Regions from separate parts of the Homo sapiens genome. Here region 1 is linked to region 2. Evidence: read pairs that join two places in POLR2A ChIA-PET (ENCODE). Cell type or tissue: GM12878. All regions are shown on one strand. Each heading gives the region's core, and the rest is flanking DNA. Links, peaks and the distances in the headings are about the cores only.

Evidence for each region. Peaks named below come from ENCODE experiments on the same cell type or tissue, not always from the same donor. Only the 100,000 strongest peaks of a DNase experiment are listed, where the experiment ranks them.
Region 1: POLR2A ChIA-PET joins it to region 2 with 10 read pairs; 1 of 35 experiments calls an interaction of 5 or more read pairs at or near these places.

The regions. Positions count from the first base shown.
Region 1 is chr4:52,639,232-52,647,234 of GRCh38, reverse strand. All of the region lies in intron 1 of USP46 (ubiquitin specific peptidase 46), which reads left to right. Among named protein-coding and RNA genes, the nearest start is that of USP46, 16 kb to the left of the region's middle. RefSeq lists enhancers at 5,022-5,211, 5,222-5,291 and a silencer at 7,399-7,629. In GM12878, for the core only: no CTCF peak of the experiment used is centred there; DNase peaks (open chromatin) are centred at 3,301 and 5,134; H3K4me3 peaks cover 2,793 bases; H3K27ac peaks cover 4,192 bases.
Region 2 is chr4:53,635,967-53,643,969 of GRCh38, reverse strand. It overlaps a transcript of LNX1 not described here. Among named protein-coding and RNA genes, the nearest start is that of LNX1-AS2, 47 kb to the right of the region's middle. In GM12878, for the core only: no CTCF peak of the experiment used is centred there; DNase peaks (open chromatin) are centred at 2,639 and 3,259; H3K27ac peaks cover 1,358 bases.

The DNA of each region.
Region 1 (8,003 bases), core at 1,229-6,228, 1.0 Mb after region 2:
AGTATACCCTGATCTGTCCTGATCTGCCCCTTGCTGTTTGTGTCTTGTAGGAGGGTCTGTGGGAAGAGCCACCTCATTCTTTTTTTATGGCTGCAGAGTATTCACTTGCTTGAGTCTACTGAATTCACTGAACCAGGCCCTCACTGACTAGCAGGACATGTTGTAGGTAGTTTTCTAGTCTTCGGTTTTTACAAACAAGGCTGTAAGGAACAACTTTGTCCATATGTGGGAGTATATCTGTGGACCGACTTCCTAAAAATGGATTTGCATTTGTAACTGGGATGGATTTTGCCAAATTGCCCTCCATCAGCAATATGTGTGACTCTGGCTGCCTGCAGCCTTGCCAAAGCAGTGTGCTACCCAGAAACCTTTTGATCTTTGCCAGTCAGGGGAAAGATGGTGTCTTAGTATATTTGTAGTTTGCATTTCTCTTATTAGAAGTGAGCTTCAGCAGCTATTCACATATTTAGGAAAATAAACTCAATTTTATTTAAATACCTTGCTGTTGGTAATTATTTTCAGAGTCTGTAGGGAAGGACCAGTTTTATTGTTATTTTCAATCTGTCTCAGACCAATATATTTGTAAAATACAATAAAAAGGAATAACTAGCAAAATGGAATTAAAAAAACCCAAAGAGAAATAAAATGCAAGCCTTAATTTTTTTGTTACTAAACTTGACAGATACAAAATTACTCTATCCATTCATTTTATCTCCATGTTTTTAGTTTCTGGATGTAGCTCACCACAGAGAGTTTTGAGTAAATAACATTGCTGTAAAGAACAACTTACTCATGTTTTTTCTCCCATTGCTACTCTATTTGAGGATGGGAGGAGAGAGCCCAGAATTTTATATTTTACATTTCATAATCAGCACATTTCAGGATGGTTTTGTTACATTAGTGGAAAATATCTCTGATGGTGCAATACTGACCCAGGAGGGACTGGTTCCCGAGGGCCGGGTTGCCGCACAAGTGCATTGAGGCATGTTGACTCCTGCAGTGCTCCCCATGCTGTAAGGTGGGAATGCAGGTGTTGTGATTTTCACTGATGAAGACCTTGAGCTTGGATGAGAAGATGGGAGGATGAAATCACCCTATTAATAAAATTTACAGAGCAGGCCTATATTAGTCCATTCTCACAGTGCTATAAAGAACTACCTGAGACTGGGTAATTTATGAAGAAAAGAGGTTTAATTGACTCACAGTTCCAAAGGCTTAACAGGAAGCATGACTGGGAGGCTTCAGGAAACTTAAAATCATGGCAGAAGGTGTAGGGAAAGCAGGCACATCTTACCATGGTGGAGCAGGAGAGAGCAAGAGAGAAAGGGAAAGTGCCACACACTTTCAAACAACCCGATCTTGTGAGAACTCACTCACTATCATGAGAACAGCGAGGGGAAAGACCGCCCCAATGATCCAATCACCTCCCACCAGGCCCCTAGAATTGTGGGAATTACAATTCTAGATGAGATTTGGGTGGGGACACAGAGCCAAACCATATCAAGGCCTCTTTGACCTAGGATTTTGCAAGGACCCCAGCCTCCTCTGCTGCCTTTCTGGGAACAGATGGGAAGTGTATTTGTGGGTAAAGTAGGAGCTTAGGGGACATGATAATTCAGGCAGCATCTTGGTGGCTTTGTAGAAGGATTGAATTGGAAATGAGGTTCTTGCTTCTAGCTCACTGAGTTCAGTGACATAAGTGGCTATTTCCTTGTCTTCCACCTGCAGCTAGAAAACAGGCATGGTCTCAAGATTCTTTGTTCTGCTTTTGACTTGAAGTTTTAGTTTTGCATGAGGACTTCATTTTGTTATCTCTAAATATATGGAGAATTGTTTTGCCAGCCACAGCTTCTTTCTAGATGTTCTTTAATGCTCCTTGCTAGAATGACTTGGGATGGTCATGTAGTCAAGTATCCCAGGTCAGCTTTCTTCAGTGGCAGATGTTTTGGCTTCTGTGTACAATTATTAAATGAAGTCATGTTGAGGTTTTCTTTTTTTTTTTTTTTTTTTGAGATAGAGTCTGTCTTCACCTCACAGGCTGGAGTGCAGTGGCGCGATCTCGGCTCACTGCAACTTCTGCCTCCCGGGTTCAAGCTATTCTCCTGCCTCAGCCTCCCGAGTACATGGGATTATAGGTGCATGCCACCATGTCCGGCTAATTTTTGTTGTTGTTGTTTTGAGATGGAGTCCCTCTCTGTCACCCAGGCTGGAGTGCAATGGCACGATGTCAGCTCACTGCAACCTCCACCTCCTGGGTTCAAGCAATTCTCCTGCCTCAGCCTCCTTAGTAGCTTGGCTTACAGGCGCGTGCCACCACGCCCGGCTAATTTTTTGTATTTTTAGTAGAGACGGGGTGTCACCATATTGGTTAGGCTGGTCTCAAACTCCTGACCGCGTGATCCACCCACCTCGGCCTCTCAAAGTGCTGGGATTACAGGCGTGAGCCACTGCGCCTGGCCAAGGTTTTTTTCAGAGGTTTTTTTTTTTTTTTTTTTTTAATTCAATATCATGTAAGATAGCGGTCCCCAAACTTTTTGGCACCAGGGACAGGTTTTGTGGAAGACAATTTTTCCACAAACCTGGGCAGAGCTGGGGATGGTTTTGGGATGAACGTTCCACCTCAGATTATCAGGCATTAGACTCTCAGAAGGAGTATGCAACCTAGATCCCTCTGATGCGCAGTTCACAATAGAGTTCACTCTCCTATGAGAATCTAATGCTATTGCTGATCTGACCGGAGGTAGAGCTCAGGTGGTAATGCCTGCTCACCTGCTGTGCCGCTTGGTTCCTAACAGGTCACAGAACTGTACCTGGGGGTTGGGGACTTCTGACATAAGACATAGAAGTGACATGTTGTCATGCTGTGGGATGAAAATGCCCCTTGACTGCCTTCTTGTTCATGATTGCTTTCCCTGTTGAAGCCTGGAGAGGAGTGGGCTGTTGAAACAGGAGCCAGGGTTGTGGAATAATGGTGTTAAGATCATAGGTTCACCACTTACCTCTGCCTCATGCTAACACTTGACCTTGGCAAGTTAGTTAACCTCATTTCCTTCAGCTATGACATGGGGATAATGAGTCCCCATCAGTGATTTATTTGGCAGAGAGAGTCACATTCAGTATTGCTCAGTGGGACAGGGGCTCCGTGGTGATATGTTGCTAACTAAACAGGTCAGGCATTCGTAGCCACTCTGGGTAAGTGCCCGGTGGTTAGGTAATGTGTGACAGCCAGCAGCCAAAGTGGACATACTCAGAGACAGTTCCTGGCTGGCTGCCCAAGCCTTACATCTGTAGCTAAAGAATTACTGAAAATGTGAATGAAAATATCTCCTCTCCTGGCTTGTGGTCCAGAGCTCAGACTCAGGAACCGAATTTACATAGGTTTGAATCCCAGATCTGCTCTTATTGGCTGAGTGAGCTTGGGCAGGTTCCCTACATTTTTTTCATGTGTAGAATGGGGATATTAAGAGTAATCTGCCTTGGGGTGGCAGGCAAGATTAAATGAATATGTAGATGTGAAGTTCTCTGAATGAGTGGCACCTACTGCTAACTTTTCCCCTGCTTCCCAAGTTTATTCAGTGAGCAAATTTATCAAGTGCCTTCTATACAACCAGACATTCTACTAGGTGCTGGCAAATGAATCAGACCTAATTGCTGCCCTTATAAAGCTTATGGCATAGTACAGGGGTTGGTAAGCTTTTCTGTAAATGTCTGGACAGTAAATGCTTTAGACTTTGTGGGCCGTAGTGTCTCTATCACAGCTACGCAATTCTGCTGTTAATATTGTGAAAGTAGTTGCCATAAGTAAATGAATGATCATGGCTGTGTTGCAGTAAAACTTTATTTATGACAACAATTGGTGGGTCATATTCTGCCCATAGGCTGTAATTTGCAGACCTGTGGTCTAGTGGGAAGACAGTTGTTAAATAATTACAATTATGATGTTACAGATTGTGCTAAGGGCTGTGGAGGAACAGACAGGATTCTATGAGTGGGAAGGGTCAGGGAAGGTAGCTTTGAAGAAGTGACATTGAAACCAAATGATGAGGAGAGGCAGCCAGAGGAGGAGATGGAGGGTGCTCCAGGCTGGTCTGTGGGTTCGTATCTTTTAAAGGCATAACAGATATTCTGCAGCTTTCTTTGGATTAAAATAAATAATTTCGTTCCTCTATTTAATTCATCGCCAGTTTTCTCCTCCCCTACCCTCTCCCTGCAATAATCCAAGAGATAAGCTATGTTACCAAGAGATAAGCTACATTAATATATTAACACATTTTGTTCTGCATATGCACTTTCTTTCTCTCCCTTTTCCATTGTTTTTGTTATATTATTGTCAGTATCTATCCAAGTATTTAGTAAAGATTGCACATTATTTCATTATTAGGTGTAGAATGGTTTACTCTCTAGAACTCAAATTTGCTTTTTGGTACGGTTTTCTCTTTTAGCATTTTAAAAGTTGACATTATTTGTTTTTATTCTTTGGCTAGATAAAAGGTCCACAGTCTTTGAAGTGATTTTGAAAAAAAATCTGCTTTCCTCTTAACTACATCTCATGTCTCCTCTGACTCCCAACCTCAATTTTATGTTTTCTCTAAACAAGTTGCCAGTACTCTGTAGAGATTCCATGGAAAAGGACTTGTGTGTTCTCATTCTAGAAAATTTCAAGGGGTGCTTCAGAAGGAAGGGGGTTCTCCCAACAACTTTGTGACCTCTTCGGTTTCTTCAGTTCTTTCAGTTCTGTGGTTCCAAGGAGACTCTGCCTCCCTGAGAGTCAATATTATGTAGTAGTTAGGGGCACACACACTGGAGCCAGATTGTTCAAGTTCAAACCCAATTCCAGTACTTAGTAGCTGTGTGAACTTGAATAGTTCCCTGCCCTCTCAGTTTTCTTATCTTTAAAATAAGGCCAGTAGCAGTGTCTGCCTCATAGAGTTATTATGAAGATGAAAATGAATGAAATACAAGTAAAATCCCTAGAACAGTAACTGTACACAGTCTATGCTATTTATGAGTTCTCTATTATTATTAATTACATCAGAGGCATCGGTAGCCATAATTCCTCTGTAATCACCCTTGAATTCTGTCAGGTGTCTTCTGACTCATCCTGAGATCTTGGGCTGAGTCACTTCATTTTTGCTTCACTTTCTTCATAAGACTATAGGAATGATCTTTGTCATCAGAATTCTGGGGACACTAGTCCTTTTGAAAATAGGTCCTTTATGTGCTTTGTACTTTGAAAGTATAGTTGATAAGTAGAGTAGCCTTTTGAACGATAGATCTACAAATGTGGGTTTAGCAGCAATGTTCACCTCTTCTGTCATCCACTTTAATTTATGGTCTATAATTAATGACTTATTCTCTATGTACTTAGAAATCCTTACATGTTATCTTTGGCCTTTCTTGTGTCCCTTCCTTGTACAAACTTGAAAGAAAGGCTGCATGTCCTAGGATGCAGATAAATGAGGTGCCTTAGAAAGATCTTGGGCAAGTAAGTTTACTTCTCTGGGCCTTCGTTTTTTAATCTGTGGCATGGTCTGGCTCTTCTCCAAGGATGCTTCCTGGTCCCTGTGTTTTTGTTTTAGGCTCTTCCATATTTTGACAGTGTTCTCATTGGTTTTTCCAGACCTTTTAATGCCATTGTTTTGATTATTTCCTCCTTCTGGGCAAGGCCGTCTTCATCCTTTACCCCTCGACCAAGGAAGAAATTCTAACTTGTTTTCCTTGTAAATTGCTTCAAAACATTTCTTTCTTTATCCGTCTTATGCATTTATGAATCATCCTTCCTGGGATTTTGTTATTGTTGTTTGTGTTTTGGTAGCACCCCTTGGCAGTCATAGAATTGCTTTCAGAGGTGCTTTGAGGAGCTAACATTATAGTCTTGTTGGAACTTGTCCCAGCTCAGATGCTATTTTTAATAAAGTTGGCTGCACTGTTTTTCAAAGGTTACTACGTTTTTTACTGATGGAAATAAGAACCCTATGTTTCTTATGCTTCCCGACCCTGTGATTTACCCCCCAAGATCGGTACTTTGTTCACCATCTGGTCATATAACAATTATTTTTCAGTTCCCCTCATTGCCTTTTGTGTCTTGTGCAGGGTGCTAGCAATAGAAGTGCAATCTCTTGGGTTTGTAACATACTTTACAATTTATACAGTGCTGATAACATTCCCAGTTTTGCTTCATTCTCTCTGCTGCCCTGAGGAATAGTCAGGCTGGATATCAACAGCCCAGCCTCTCAGCCAGGAAGTTAAGGCCACAGAGAGGTAAAGTGACTGAAATCAAAGGCATTTCATAGTGGTAAAAAAAAAAAAATGGCCAAATACAGCTCTGAGGTATTTGCCGAGGGCCTTAGGCAACTGGTTTGCAGGACATTTGTTTACTAAACTTTCATTATATTTTTAAAAATTTGTTAATTTTTTTTTTTTTTTTTGAGATGGAGTTTTGCTCTTATTGCTTAGGCTGGAGTGCCGTGGCGTGATCTTGGCTCATTGCAACCTCTGTCTCCCAGGTTCAGGCAATTCCCCTGCCTCAGTCTCCTGAGTAGCTGGGACTACAGGCATGTGCCACCATGCCTGGCTAATTTTGTATTTTTTTTTTAAGTAGAGACAGAGTTTCTCCATGTTGGTCAGGCTGGTCTCGAACTCCCAACCTCAAGTGATCCGCTCACCTTGGCCTCCCAAACTGCTAGGATTACAGCCATAAGCCTGGCCTAAAATTTTAATAAAAAATAATAATTGCTCATAGTAAAAATTTGAAGAGTTAAGAAGATAATAAGAAAAGCCACTTCTTGACCTCCTCTTCTTCTAGGCCTACTCCCTGATGCTGAAGACCACTGTTATAATCTCTCAAGTCTTCTTTCAAAAATTTCCATTAAATGTAGATGTTGAATACAGTGGCCTGGTCTTGTTCACCTTGTGTCCCTCAGATGTAGAATAGAGCCAGGCACGTCGCAGGGCTCAGTGTCTGTTGATGGAATGAACCACATTTACAGTATTGTCCTATGCAACACGTTATTACTCTGTAACATGTTTTTACTTATCATTGTATCTTAGGCAAATTTTCATAGCAGTACCTGTAGGGTAACTTTACTTTTTAAATTAGCTACATGGTATTCCATCATATGAATTACTATAATTATTTACCCAATTCAAGTTACTCCCATTTTTTTTTTCCTGTTAGAAAGCTTGCTGCAGGGATATGACTACTGATTGTCCCCTCAGTATCCATTTTTCAGCCAGGCACAATGGCTCACACCAGTAATCCCAGCACTTTAGGAGGTCAAGGGGAAAGGATTGTTTGAGCCCAGGAATTTCGAGACCAGCCTGGACAACATGGCAAGACCCTGACTCTACCAAAAAAAAAAAAAAAAAAAAAAACCCAGGCATGGTAGCATATGCCTGTAGTACCAGCTACTCATGGGGCTGAGGTGGGAGGATCACTTGAGCCTGAAAGGTTGACGCTGCAGTGAACCCTGTTAGCACCACTGCACTCCAGCCTGGGCGACAGAGTGAGAACCTGTCTGAAAAAAAAAATTCACTTTTCATTTCTAGAGACATTTTACCTGGTCGTGGCTGCCCAGGTAAAGACCACCTTTGCCAAACTCCCTTGCAGCTAGGTGTGGCCATATGACTAGATTAGATTCTAGCTAGCAGGATTGTGAGCAAAAGTAATGTGTGCAGCTTCCAGGAGCATCCTAGAGGAGGATCAGTCCTTTCCCATTTTTTTTTCTGCTTCCCCCTGGCAGAAGGCATTTGGTGGTAGGAGCTAGAGTAGCCATATTGGTTCCAAAGATGGAAACTGGCTCTTGAGGATGACAGTGCAACAAGATAAAAGGACCCCGAGTCCTCAACACTGCAGAGCAGCTGTATCAGGCCCACGCTGCATCCTCTTGCATACTTACATGAGAGAAAAATAAATTTTCATCTTGTTTAATCCACACTTACATTATTTGGGTCTTTTTACAGCCTTTATCTCTTTTTCCACTTCTGTGAAAATATAGTAGAAT
Region 2 (8,003 bases), core at 1,339-6,338:
CAACTGTGGCTGAGTGGCTAGAGAACACAGCTGGCAAGGTGCTTTGTGTCAGGTCATGCTCCATTCATGAAATAATAATAATCACTGTCACTTACTGAATTCTTCCCATGTGCTAGGCCCCAACAAACTTTTTACATGGTTTGACTTCTCTTGTTTAATTTTCATAATTCTGAAAAGTCCTATTGTTATTTCCATGTTTCAGGTGAAGAAACTGAGGTTCAAAGAGCTTTAGCAAGCTGCCCAAGGTTACCAGGCAGCAGGACCTGGGTTTGAAAACAGGTCTGTTACACTCCAAAGCTCTCAACAGGAGGGAGAAGGAAAATGAGGAGAAAGGGAAGAGAGAGGGCGAGAGGTCTTGGGCAGCTAGTTCTTCAGTCCCCTGAATTTTGTTACCCTATCTCTGTGTCTATATCACAGCCTTCTTGGATTAATGAACAAAGAACCCCTTTCTCAGACTACATCAGCCACCCTCTGTCCACTCTGCTTGACACCTGATTAGATCATAAAGACCAAGGTTTCTTGACCGGGATGGTGTCTCAGCCCTGTAATCCCAGCACTTTGGAAGGCCAAGGTGGGAGGATCACTTGAGCCCGGGAGTTTGAGATCAGCCTGGGCAACAGAGGGAGACCCTGTCTCTACAAAAAACTTAAAAATTAGCTGGCATGGTGGCATGCGTCTGTGGTCCCAGCTGCCCAGGAGACTGAGGTGGGAAGATTGCTTGAGCCTGGGAATTTGAGGCTGCAGTGAGCCATGATCGTGCCATTGCACTCCAGCTTGGGCAACAGAGCAAGATCCTGTCTTAAAAAAGAAAAAAAAAAGACCAAGATTTCTTGACTCAACAATACTAGCATTTGGGACTGAATAATTCTTTATTGTGGGCAGCTGCCTTGTGCATTGTAGAATGTTCAGCAACACCCTAGGCTCAACCTATTAAATGCCCATAGCACTCCCCAAGTTGTAACAACCAAAAATGTCTCCAGTCAATGTTAAGTGGCCTCTGGAGGGCAAAATCACCCCACACAGAGAACCATTACACTAGACACACCCAAAGGCAAAAGGAGACTAAAGTTACACCCAGGCGACCATAACGGTCCTCAGAGGGTGGGAGCTTCCATGCCATGGCTGGGAGGGATCTGGGGATTCTTCAAGTGGAGCGACCCCTCTCATGGTCATGGCACCATTCTGATCTCAAAGTAAGCAGAGACATCCAAGACTATAGTCAACCCAAAGGAAACCTCAGACCCCGCAGGCTTGCTGATTTTGGTGAGTAGAGCAAGGGATCTCTCCAAAAGGCCAGTGTTTGTGATTGGCCTTCCCAGTTCTGGCAGAAAATCTGTGTACACCCAGAAAATGCTCTTTCTTTCCAGAGCTATCTCTGTAGCATTGATTTGACCCCAAGCATATAAAGAATAACCGTGCCACATATGACTTTAGAGTGTACAGGGTATGTGGGAAGGGCCCCTAGCTGGTGCTGGCCCCTCAGGACCCATCACAAAGTGGTCAATGGCCAGGAGACCCTTTGTCCTAGGCCCCACATTGAGCTTCAAATTCAAAATCCTGATATCATTTCCAGTGTTACCTACATGTTGAATTTTTAATATGTTCAAAAGCATGTATACATTTTAAATATAGCATATTTTATAGGTCTATTTTGGGATTCCTTCTTTCATTTTTAATATCCCAAGAACTTCAAAAAGTGGAAATGGTCTGGGCCTGCTTTGACCTTTTTTTTTTTTTTTTTTTTTTAAGATAGGATTTTGCTCTGCATTGCCCAGGCTGGAGTGCAGTAATGTGATCATGGCTCACTGCAGCCTCAACCTTTTGAGCTCAAGCAATCCTCCCATCTTAGCCTCCCAAGTAGCTGGGATCACAGGCGTGTACCACCAAACCTGGCTGATGTTTTTATTTTTTGTAGAGATGAGTTCTCCACTATGTTGCCCAGACTGGTCTCTAACTCCTGGCCTCAAGCAATCCTCCTGTCTTGGTTTCATGGCAGGTTTCTTGGTAATAGCCTCAGACTGGAAACAACCCAAATGCCCATCAACAGGTGAATGAATAAACAGACTGTGCTGTGTCCACACAATGCAATACTAAGCAGAAAAAAAGGAATGAACTGTTGATACCTACAATATGAATAAATCCTGAAATTATCATACCAAGTGAAGTAAGCCAGACACCAAAAAGAATACACAATGTTTGATTTCATTTATATGGAGTTCTGGAATGTGCAAGCAGTCTAGTTATAGAAAGCAGATCAATACTTGCCTGGGGACCTGGTGAATGGGGAGTGAGAGGGAGAGATTACAAAGAGAAAGAAAATGAATTTGTTCCTTGATTGCAGTGATGATTTCATGGGCATATATGTATGCCAAAATTGATCAGATGCACAAAATTAAATATGTGCATTAGGTTGAACCCCTGGGTATTGTGGGGTGGGGAGAAACAGAGGCATGGTCGTTAGGTCCACCTGGGTATTTTGTCCATTTCTCTCGTCTTTGGCTGAGCACAGAGGTTGTAGCCATTCCTCTTCAGCACTGCCTGGATAATGTTACTAGAGTGAAGTGTGAGAAACTCATTAAAAATTCATCAGCTTATTGGTGGGTGAAAGCCCTGCTGTGGCACCCTCTCACTTTCTCTGAAGAGCGCCTCTTATCTGGGTAAGTCCCCTCTTGGGGCCAGAAGAGATTAGATCAGAATGCACTGGATATATTTGCATAGCTAGAAATCCCTCCTTCTTAGAGAGTAAAGGAGGTGCCCCCCCACCCCGCCCTTCCCCAGAACAGAGAAAGTGGCCAAGCAGCTTGGATCTCCTCCAGCATACCCAGGCCAAAAAACCATGCCACATTCCAGTGTTCATTGAGGAAATAAAATGCACACACACAAGCATACACACATAGAGCAGTAGCCTGTGCCGAGTCGCCTCCAAGGCTGGGGTCTGCAGGTGCAAGCTCCAATTAGCAGCCAGCCTTCCAATACCTTTTCATCCCAAACAACGGCCAGGCCTCAGCCCCGGCCAGGGATTGAGGAAGGCCCCGGAAGGACTGCCGACGAGACTGAGAAAAACAAAGACTGTCCAAATAAAAGTAGCTCATGTGAGTCGAACCTGAAACCCAGCTTCATTTTCAAAACCTCTTGTGAGAAATAGTCAATGCACAATTTTGTGAAAAATCAGTTACTGGTCACAGGAAAGAAACTGCCTTCAAAGGCCCTCCAGACCTAAGTCATCAGAGGCAGTTTTCTTTTGCAAACCAGCTAGGCACAGTATTTCTATAACAACACAGTCTTAATTGTTCCTACTGTTGACAACAATTCCCCTAAACTAATATATTTTGGGGGTTATGGATGTATTGTGGTTCTCCTGCAACTGGTGGCTCTTTATTGCTAATATCACATCAAGGCTTAAACAAAAGCACTTTTGATTCTTTATTTTTAGCAATGAAATGTATGTGTTTTCATATGCTTGCCAGTGCTCTATCCTAAGCAGAGAAGCACTAAGGCCATAGACTCACTTTCTTCATTCCTTCTCTCCCCCCATTTTTTTCTGTTTACTTTTTACTGAGAAGGCTACAGAGCTTATACAGAGGTCCATCCTTCCTCTGTAAGCATCTCGGCCTGTTCCACAGCTAAGGATGCTCTCCCAAAGAAAGACTTCTCTATCATTGTCTCCTTGTGGGCTCCCTGGTCTGCTTTTCCACCACTGCCATGCTCTGTTAGGCAGTGCTTCCTCGCCTTCCTGACAGTCGTTCTTGTTTTTAATACGTAAATCTACAAAGAAATGCCAACAATTGGAAATGGGAACAAAAGAATGTTAAAAACCTATACTCCCACCACCACTGTCATTCTATTTTTCTGTTTCCTTCCAGATCATCAGGCATACTTTTGTCTACTTGGTATATGTATATAAATAATTCTTTTTTATTTTTATTTTTTTTTGAGACAGAGTCTCACTCTGTTGCCCAGGCTGGAGTGCTGTTCAGTGGTGCAGTCTCAGCTCACTGCAACCTCTGCCTCTGGGTTCAAGCAATTTTTGTGCCTCAGCCTCCCAAGTAGCTGGGATTATAGGCATGCGCCAACATGCCTGGCTAATTTTTTTTATTTTTAGTAGAGACAGGGTTTCACCATGTTGCTCAGGCAGGTCTCAAATCCCTGACGTCAAGTGATCCACCCGCCTCGGCCTCCCAAAGTGCTGGGATTACAGGCATGAGCCACTACACCTGACCTAAATAACTCTTGATTATGCCTCTGACTTGGCTTCTCCACTGTGTTTGCAGTCATGAGATATGAACAGCTGGTAAGTGGGCGACAGAAGAAACAGCCCTTTTGATACTTTAGGACCCCAAAACAGTCCATTCTACTTAGCAAGAATGAAGTTGGGTTCCTGTGAGCCTTTGTTTGCACCATTTTCATCAGCCAATCAATAAATAACCTTGTTTAATGTACGTTTCTGTTTCAAGATGCCTTATTTTTTCTGGGATATTAACATTTTTAATTAAAGAAAATTTATTAGGAAGCAGATTTTAAATAAATATAAGGAAGAATTTTTTTTTAGGTTTGGGGTACAAATGATCCTGTCACCCAGGTACTGAGCATAGCACCCAATAGTTTTTCAATCCTTACCCCCACTCACTCCTCCCTGCTGTAGTAGTACCCAGTGCCTATTGTTGCCATCTTTATGTCCATGAGCACCCAATGTTTAGCTCCCACTTACAAGTGAGAACATGCAGTATTTGGTTTTCTGTTCCTGTGATAATTCAATGAGAAGAATGGCCTCCAGCTGCATGCATGTTGCTGCAAAGGACATGATTTTGTTCTTTTTCATGGATGCATAGTACTTCATGGTGTATATGTACCATATTTTCTTTATCCAATCACCATTGATTGGCACCTAGGTTGGTTCCATGTCTTTGTTATTGTGAATAGTGCAGCAGTGAACATGCAAGTATGTGTCTTTTTGGTAGAACAGTTTGTTTTCTTTTGGATATATATCTGTAATGGAATTGCTGGGTCAAATGTTAGTTCTGTTTCAAGTTCTCTGAGAAATCTCCAAACTGCTTTCCACAGTGGCTGAACTAATTTGCCTTCCCACCAATAGTGTATAAGTGTCCCCTTTTCTCTGCAACTTTGCTAACATCTGTTGTTTTTGGCTTTTTAGTAATAGCCATTCTGACTGGGGCACCTTATTTAATACACCAATTTTGAGCTCATGGCCAACAGCGCTATAACTCATGCCTGAATGATGCTTCTCTAACATAGATACTTCCTCTGTAAGGTACATCACAGTTTTCTGGAGCTTAGGAACATTTGGCAGCACTTCAGCATTATGCTTCGGGGCCATTTTTACAGCAAAATCACCAATGAAGAGCACAAAAATGAGGAAAAACGGGGCACTAAGTAGTCTGCAAAGAGAACACTTGCTGATAGTATGAAAGCTGACACAAGAAGCCAGAGCGTCACTGTTGGACCTCAGCTGGGAACACGTGCATCCCATGACTTAAAGTTTCGCTGCTTTGAGCATGCCCACAAATAACCACAAAAGCACCATGAGCATTGAGTTTGGGGTTACAATTCAATTTTATCAAGGAGGCAAATTCACAACTATGGAATCTGCAAATAATAAGGGTTGACCAATTGACTATACCTATATTGTACAGTCTTGCTAACTAGAATTGACTGTTCTGCATTATTAAAGTATCGAAAGGTCTATTTCTTCTGCTGTCAACTTACCAGCCATTCATCTCTCATGACTGCAAACCCAGCAGAGAAGCCAAGTCAGAGAAATAATCAAAAGTTATATATATGTAAACATATTAATTAGACACAAAATATGCCCAATGACAAGATCTGTACCTATATTGTATTAATGCAGTATATCATGATGACAGGAAGCAAGTGGTCATTCATATTTCCCTCTGAAACTAGTTTGTTGTTTCTTGTTAAAATGCCACCATCGTGGCTGCCATCTATCAGTGATAAATCATTTCTTCTAAAGTGGTAGTTTCAAGAATACACAGTGGGAGCCTTCTCTCTTGCTTCCAAGATCAACTTCAAAATCACTAGGTCTGGTTGGGTGGAGTCCATTGGGTTGAAGTTAGAAGGTGCGACTTTGAGTGGTGGTCTAATCTCCGTCAGCAGCCTAGTCTTTAACACAGCAGAAATTTCCTCATCTGCAAAAGGGAAAGTCCATATTTCATTAATTCTAAGACACTCCTTCTTTTACATTTTAATATCTCAGAAACTGGCTGTGTTTTGGTTTATGTAATTGATGGTGTGTTGTGGATTAATTGGCAGTATTCTGTTTTCTTTCTGGGTGGGCACAAAAAATAAGGTTGCACATTCTACCCTTTGGCATCTTAGAAGTGATGAAATTCTGTAGTAATGAAACAAGCCTACCTTACAGTGTCGTGGGGATTGAGCAATGCTACAACTTCACAGAGTTGTGAAAAAGTAAATAACATGTGAAATGACAGGTGTAGTGCAAAGCATTTGGAATTAAGGAATTATTATCATGACTGTATTTTCTTACTCCTAGAATCAGTGAATCTTTTACTTTTGACATTACTAAGGAACATCATAAGAGCTGCACCATGGACCCCTATGATTCTAATTAGATTTTTTTCAAGCAGTGGTTGGTACAAAGAGATTCATTTAGTGGGTCATAAAATCTTGTGTCATTGGAAAGAGATCCCCAAGAGTTTGAGAACTACAGCTGTGAAGAAAGTAAAACACAAGTTTCTTAGGGGCCAAGGCAGTCCTTTCTTGACCATGATGCTGCAATCATGATGTTGTGTTTTGGTCCAATTATTGGGATCCTCTTATACTTATGAGATTTTTTTTGCCAGTGCAAATTGGGTTTCCTCTCATCAAACTGCTTCTGTCTATGCTGTATGCTCTTAGCAGTAACAGGAGAGTGAAACAATTGAGGCGGTAATTCAGTCCTAAACTATTAATATAACCCAAGATTCTTCCATCTGTGTCATCCAAATCATCATCTCAGTTGCCATTTTTGCTTTCTTGGGGAGGGAGGGAGGGAACCTGCGGTCTGCATACAAGATAAGTGTATAACACCTTCACTCCAAACAGATGTTTTAAACTACAGAACATGACCCTGTATCCTTGTTCACATTTGTTTGCTTTTTGATGTAAAGGGAGAATATGAATCCAAGAAATTTCACTGGAGTCTAAATATGGACATAGGATGGAATCAGCTAATTGGGTGTGTAAGATGAAAAGGGAGCTGAGGGTTTGCTCCCTGATAGGAAAATGTGGAGGCTGCTTTATCTGCTGTCCTATTGCCAAATTACTATCAAAGTAAGTGAATAAATGGAAGTGGGTAGAAACCCAGGGTCTATCAGGCTGCTTCTATGTGCTGGTCATTTTGTATAACTGTTTTGACACACCACAATATGGGCATTATCATCTCCATTTTATGGTTCAAGGACCTGATACTTGAAGGTGAAATGATTTGCTTAAGGTCACTCAAGCCCTTCTGCCTCAGAGCCCTCCTTTTTCTACTCTGAGGGACAAGAATGTCTCACCAGAGTCCCAAAGATGCCTCACAGTTCCTCTGCCAGCATTTCTCCTGTGATCTTCTCTGAAGGGCTTTTCAACCCTGGCCACTTTATCCTCATTGTGTTCTTCTTACCACAGTGATGTGTGGAAGGAGGTGCATGCTAATTTTTTCAAGACAATGAAGTTTTGTTTTTGCTCGACCGAGGCAAGCATGCATCCATCCCTCTTTCACCACCACTCCTTCTCCCCTGAAAAGGAAAAAAAAAAAAAAAAAAAAAAAAGGAGTAATAGATGTGCAGTCTCTGAGATCCCTCTTTGATTTCCACTCTGAATTGCAGGCATTGTCCTCAGTAGTTATTATTTTTGGAGTGCCGACCAATAAAGTTCAGCATCTCCTTCATGTAAATGTAGCACTGCAACACAGAGATTTTAACTGACCTGCCCAAGGTCACACAGGAATTAGCAAAGGGGCCAGAAGTGGAGCCTAATGCTTC